Regions from separate parts of the Homo sapiens genome. Here region 1 is linked to region 2. Evidence: chromatin contacts called from ENCODE Hi-C or POLR2A ChIA-PET data. All regions are on one chromosome and are shown on one strand. Each heading gives the region's core, a stretch centred on a gene start or an enhancer-like site at or near the end of the contact. The rest is flanking DNA. Distances are from core to core; before and after follow the strand shown.

Region 1 (2,700 bases), core at 25-2,524, 510 kb after region 2:
GAATTAGCTATGGAGGTGGACTTGTAGAAAAAAATTTATAAACATTTAATCTTGCTGATTTTATTACCTGGAACTTTTTTCTAGGCATTTTCTATTAATGAAGATTGTCAAAAAACCCAGCATCTGTTCATTAAGGGATTCTGGAAATATGGCAGTGGTGGCCTAGTTTCTGCATCCCCCCAAACATAGTCATTAAAACACATCACACAACTAGTCTAGCAAAATCAGAGAAACATGAGCAACATCTATAATAAAACTTGGTCAGGCTAGGCGCAGTGGCTCACGCCTATAACCCCAGCACTTTCAGAGGCTGAGGCTGGCGGATCACTTGAGATCAGGAGTTTGAGACCAGCCTGGCCAACAGGATAAAACCCCATCTCTACTAAAAATACAAAAATTAGCCAGGTGCGGTGGCCGGCACCTGTAGTCTCAGCTGCTCAGGAGGCTGAGATGGGAGAATTGCTTGAACCTGGGAGACAGAGGTTGAAGATCAGATGGTTGTAGGTGTGAAGCCTTATTTCTGGGCTCTCCATTCTGTTCCATTGGTCTATGTATCTGTTTTTGTACTAGTGCCATGCTGTTACTGTTACTGTTACTGTAGCCCAGGAGTATAGTTTGAAGTCGGGTAACCTGTTGCCTCCAGCTTCGTTCTTTTTGTGTAGGATTGAACTGGCCCAATCTCTATTCCCATTGCTGCTGCCTTTGTTCGAGCCCTTTAATTTCTGATGAGACTCCTGCAGTGGTCAGGTCAGGTTAGTAGATTTCCTCCAGGTTCTTTTCTTTCCCCATACATAGATTCAAACTATTTTCTTTGCCTGGAAAACAAATGCTTTCCTGAATATGAATTTAAAGTCACATCTTATTACAGTTTTTAGGTACACAGATTTTAGGCATTTTCATGTTTTTCATCAGAAGAGCTGTTTGCCAGCCCTAGGAGTGGCACAGGTGGCACCCAGAGATCTCGTAGGAGATTGGATCTCTACAGAGCTTTTCTTACACATCCCCCTTCCCTCTGGGGGGAAAGAGACCTGTCAGGGTCTATTCTTTCTTGGCTGGACAACCCAGAGGAAGCCCCAGAGTTGTTCAGGGGCTCATGCTCTTTCCAGACTCTACCTCAGCAAGTCATTTGTGTGGGCACCTCTTAGACTGTGTCATTATCAATAACTGCAGCCCCTCCATAATCTCATTTCTAAACGTTCCACATTCCACCCTGCTTCTTCTGTGGTGGACACTGTTGGTGCCTTGCCCAGATCTGTTTATCTTTACCTGGCTGGTGCAGTGCACCCAGTCACCTGATGCTGTGCAATTTGGCTGTTGTCAGTTCATAGCTGACCCTTTCTCTGAAGAATTCTCTCAGCAGATTGGAGCTGTCTTACCCAGGAACACCTAGAATACTATGCTCTATCCCCAGGATGTCCCCTAGTGTAGTGACCAACCAGTTTGCCTGGAACTCTCCCAGTTTTAGCACTGAGTCTTGTATCCCAAGAAACCCCTCAGTACTGGACGAAATGGGATGGTCACCCTGGCCCCCAGCTGCTGACTGGCTGGATGGAGGTACATGAGTCTGACCCTGCTTCTACATGGGAAAATTCATGTTCCAGGGCTCCCCTTGGGATCAGGCCAAAGCTATACTTCAACTGAGACCACCTTTTTACTTATCCTCTCCTTCCTACTACCTTGCTTGTCTCACTTCCTGATGTTTGTCAAAAGAGTATTCCCTCAGTAAATCACTTGTACAGGAATCTCTATCTCCAGCTCTGCTTGCAGGGAATCTTACCTGAGACACTTTTCAATCTTTTCAGATATTTCTCTCTAATACCCTAACAGTGTTTGATCTCCACATGGGTCCATAATTCATTGATTCTTTCTCTCTCCCTCTCCTGTTCTCCTTCTTAACTCTAATATCTTCTTTTCATTTTTCAGATTCCTACCACCTTTCCTTCTGTTTTCATTCTCAGTTAATGGCCTTGCTTCCTGCTTCTCTTTTGAAAGATAAAGGTCAGAAAATGATTTCCACAAACTCCTACCACCACATTTCCCCTTCACCTATATCTGTGCCCCTTTATGGTCATCTTTTCTGTAGATCAGTGCTGTCTCATAGAAGTTTCAGGCATCATTCAAATGTTCTGTATTTACCCTGTTGTATCACTGGCCACATGTGGTTATTTCATACCTGAAATATGGCTAGTGTGACTTAGGAGCTGAATTTTTTATTTTCCATTCTTAGTTCTTATCTTACTTGATCTGGCACCAACATTTGATACAGTTATCCTTCCCTCCTCTTTTAAACACTTTCTTTAGTTGGCTTCTAGGACACCACATCCCCTTGATATTTTTTTTAATTCCATATTCCTTCTCAGCCTCTTTAGCTGGTTTCTCTTCAGCTGACTGACTTCTGAATGATGTCAGACCAGGGCTTAACCCTTGGTCCATTGCTGCCTGTTTATTCACTCTTTTGGTGACCTCATATAGTATCTTGGCCTTTATACTTGGTGACTCTCAAATTTGTATTTGCAGCCTAGACTTTTTACCTGATCCCCTATCTCCAGCTCTTTAATTGACATCTCAACCTTCTGGCTGTGTACTAGGCATCTTATGCTCAGCATGTCCCACACTCATCTTTTTCTCAAGGCTGCTCTTCCCCCAGATGTCCCCCCCAGTTAATGGCCACTCCATCCTTCTATTTACTTAAGGCAGAAA
Region 2 (2,700 bases), core at 49-2,548:
TGGACGACAGCATGCCCTGGGAGGGCAGGACCACGGCCCAGTGGTCCCTTCACAGGAAGCGACACCTGGCACGGACACTGCTGGTGAGTAGGGTGAGAGGTCCCCAGCATCAAGACCAGCCACTGGTCATCAGAGGCCATTGTGGCTTAGGGTTGGGTGCTGGGAGGGTGGGGAGAATGAAACACCACTGAGATGCCCCCTGCCACAGCACCCCCAGCCATTTCTCAGTGCCCCTACTGCACACAGCAGGGTGCTGTCTGCTATCCTTCCTATTTCCCAGGAGGATTCTAGACAATTTACAAAGCACTTGGGTTAAAGACCAAAGTCACTAGTAGACTAGAAGGAGATAATTGTTCTATAAGACAGTGGTGGCCATGGGATCCCACAGGCATCCTGACAAGCCAATGACTGTCTTGAGGTGGACAGACCCCAGGCCAGTGGAAAGAGGTGAGGGATGCAACCTCACTCAAACAGACAACAGGGCCAAGAGGACCAGGTGGTGACTGACATGTGCACTAGGAACATCTCAGGGACTGCAGAGCTCCCCAAGACCATAGCAGAAGACAGGCGTGGGGAAATGGTTTGCTACTGTTTTGCAAATCAAACATTTACAGTGCATCAGGAGAGCCCGGTAACTAAAGAAGAAAGTGGTTAGTTCCTATGAGGCAATGTCTTACCGCCTGATTTGTGTGTATGTGCTGAGGTTTCTATGCGTCAGGCTTGTTTAGGGTGGACAAGAGGGCATGCCCAAGGGAGCTGGAGATCCCCACACTAGCTGGATCCTCAGGCTTCTACGGGAGGCGGGGGGCGTCCTGCTGTGGGAGGCCACATGGGGACTGGGGGGGACGAGAGGGGAGAGAACCAGGAAGATGGCAGCTCGGCGGTTACGAGACCAGTGTCCTGAGACATGACCGCCACCTCTCCCTCCGCAGACCGCAGCCCGAGAGCCCCGCCCCGCCCCGCCATCCTCCAATAAAGTGTGAGGTTCTCCGAAGCTGTTGCGTCGAGTTCTGTCCTTCGTCCCCTCCCTGTCTTCCCCGCTGAGACCCTTCCCTGCGTGGGGGCTGGAGGGACGCGGGTCCGGCCCCGCGGGCGGGAGTAACTAAGGGATGGCCCCGGGCCCTGGCGGGAAGGCCGGGCCAGAGCCTGGGGGCGGGATGCGGACGTCCGCAGGGTCGCCGCTTCGGTTCCAGAGGCCACACGGCCGGGCGGGGCGTGAGGGACAGCCCGAGGACTACAGGTCCCAAGGTTCCCCGCGCCGCTTCCGGGGCACGGTGGCGTCCCGGCACCGCGGCCGCAGTGAGGAGACTCGGCCATGCTACGCGCGCTGAGCCGCCTGGGCGCGGGGACCCCGTGCAGGCCCCGGGCCCCTCTGGTGCTGCCAGCGCGCGGCCGCAAGACCCGCCACGACCCGCTGGCCAAATCCAAGATCGAGCGAGTGAACATGCCGCCCGCGGTGGACCCTGCGGAGTTCTTCGTGCTGATGGAGCGTTACCAGCACTACCGCCAGACCGTGCGCGCCCTCAGGTGTGCGGCCGGGGGGAGGTGGCCGCCCGCGCGCGCTGGTGACGGTGGGAGTGGGCGGAGAGGGTGCTGATTCCTGGCGCGTCTGCACCCAGGATGGAGTTCGTGTCCGAGGTGCAGAGGAAGGTGCACGAGGCCCGAGCCGGGGTTCTGGCGGAGCGCAAGGCCCTGAAGGACGCCGCCGAGCACCGCGAGCTGATGGCCTGGAACCAGGCGGAGAACCGGCGGCTGCACGAGCTGCGGTGCGTGGGGCGGGAGGCGGGGCGGGGCGGCGCGGCCTGGCCGGCCTGGGAGAAGCCCGGGCCCCGCTCAGCCTCGGCCCTTTGACCCTCACAGGATAGCGAGGCTGCGGCAGGAGGAGCGGGAGCAGGAGCAGCGGCAGGCGTTGGAGCAGGCCCGCAAGGCCGAAGAGGTGCAGGCCTGGGCGCAGCGCAAGGAGCGGGAAGTGCTGCAGCTGCAGGTGGGCAACGTCTCCGGAGGGTGGGACTCCAGCCGGGGACGCGGCTTGCGGGGCACTGGGAATTCTGGGCACCGCGACGCGGGCGCTGGCTATGTGCAGAGACTTACAGTTGGCAGGTCCGGATTTGGAGAGGAGAGTGCCAGTCAGGCGCAAAGACCCGGAGGTGAGCGGAGTAATTGGACAGTGTTCAGGTACCTAGCAGGTCTGTGGGAGGGACCCTGCGTTCCACAAAGAGGTTGTATTTTGCATAACAGGTGATGAAGCCATGAAGGGTTAAGTATTTCAGGCTAGGATTAGCAGGTGTGCGACTTAAAAGCAGGGAGACCACTTAGGAGTAATGCAGTGAGAATGGATGAGGCTTGATTTAAAGTATAGAAGGGTGGCTGGGAGCGGTGGTTCACGCCTGTAATCCCAGTACTATGGGAGGCCGAAGCGGGCGTATCACTTGAGGTCGGGAGTTCGAGTCCAGCCTGGCCAAGCCCCGTCTCTCCTAAAAATACAAAAATTAGCCGGGCGTGGTGTGCGCCAGTAATCGCAGCTACTCGGGAGGCTGAGGCATGAGAATCGCTTGAACCCAGGAGGCAGAGGTTGCAGTGAGCCGAGATGGCGCCACTGCACTCCATCCTGGGCGACAGTGAGACTCCGTCTCAAAATAAATAAATAAATAAATAAATAAAGTAATGGGGGGAAGGATGAGTTAGAGTGATTCAGAGGGG

The links. Hi-C counts contacts between places; a loop is a spot of excess contacts on that map. ChIA-PET counts read pairs that join two places held with the same protein, here RNA polymerase II (POLR2A). Pooled maps may share reads with other maps.
Region 1: a loop to region 2 is called in a pooled map, with 4 times the contacts of the local background. The contact joins the enhancer-like site here to the promoter of MRPS26 in region 2. A Hi-C loop is called at or near these places in 1 of 168 maps with a recorded cell type or tissue (CD8-positive, alpha-beta T cell) and 8 of 50 pooled maps. POLR2A ChIA-PET finds 5 or more read pairs at or near these places in 1 of 52 experiments (BJ).

What each region holds. Positions count from the first base shown.
Region 1 is chr20:3,549,782-3,552,481 of GRCh38, forward strand. All of the region lies in intron 6 of ATRN (attractin), which reads left to right. Among named protein-coding and RNA genes, the nearest start is that of ATRN, 80 kb to the left of the region's middle. Within about 2 kb of position 1,275, at least 2 of the 41 ENCODE cell types and tissues checked have a DNase peak (open chromatin) inside an H3K27ac peak, as active enhancers do.
Region 2 is chr20:3,044,754-3,047,453 of GRCh38, forward strand. MRPS26 (mitochondrial ribosomal protein S26) reads left to right here and starts at 1,299. Exons shown (of 4, transcript NM_030811.4): 1 at 1,299-1,527; 2 at 1,620-1,766; 3 at 1,861-1,984. The coding sequence starts at 1,316. GNRH2 (gonadotropin releasing hormone 2) reads left to right here. Exons shown (of 4, transcript NM_178331.2): 3 at 1-83; 4 at 933-994. The coding sequence ends at 983. RefSeq lists enhancers at 781-840, 2,181-2,240 and a silencer at 941-1,810.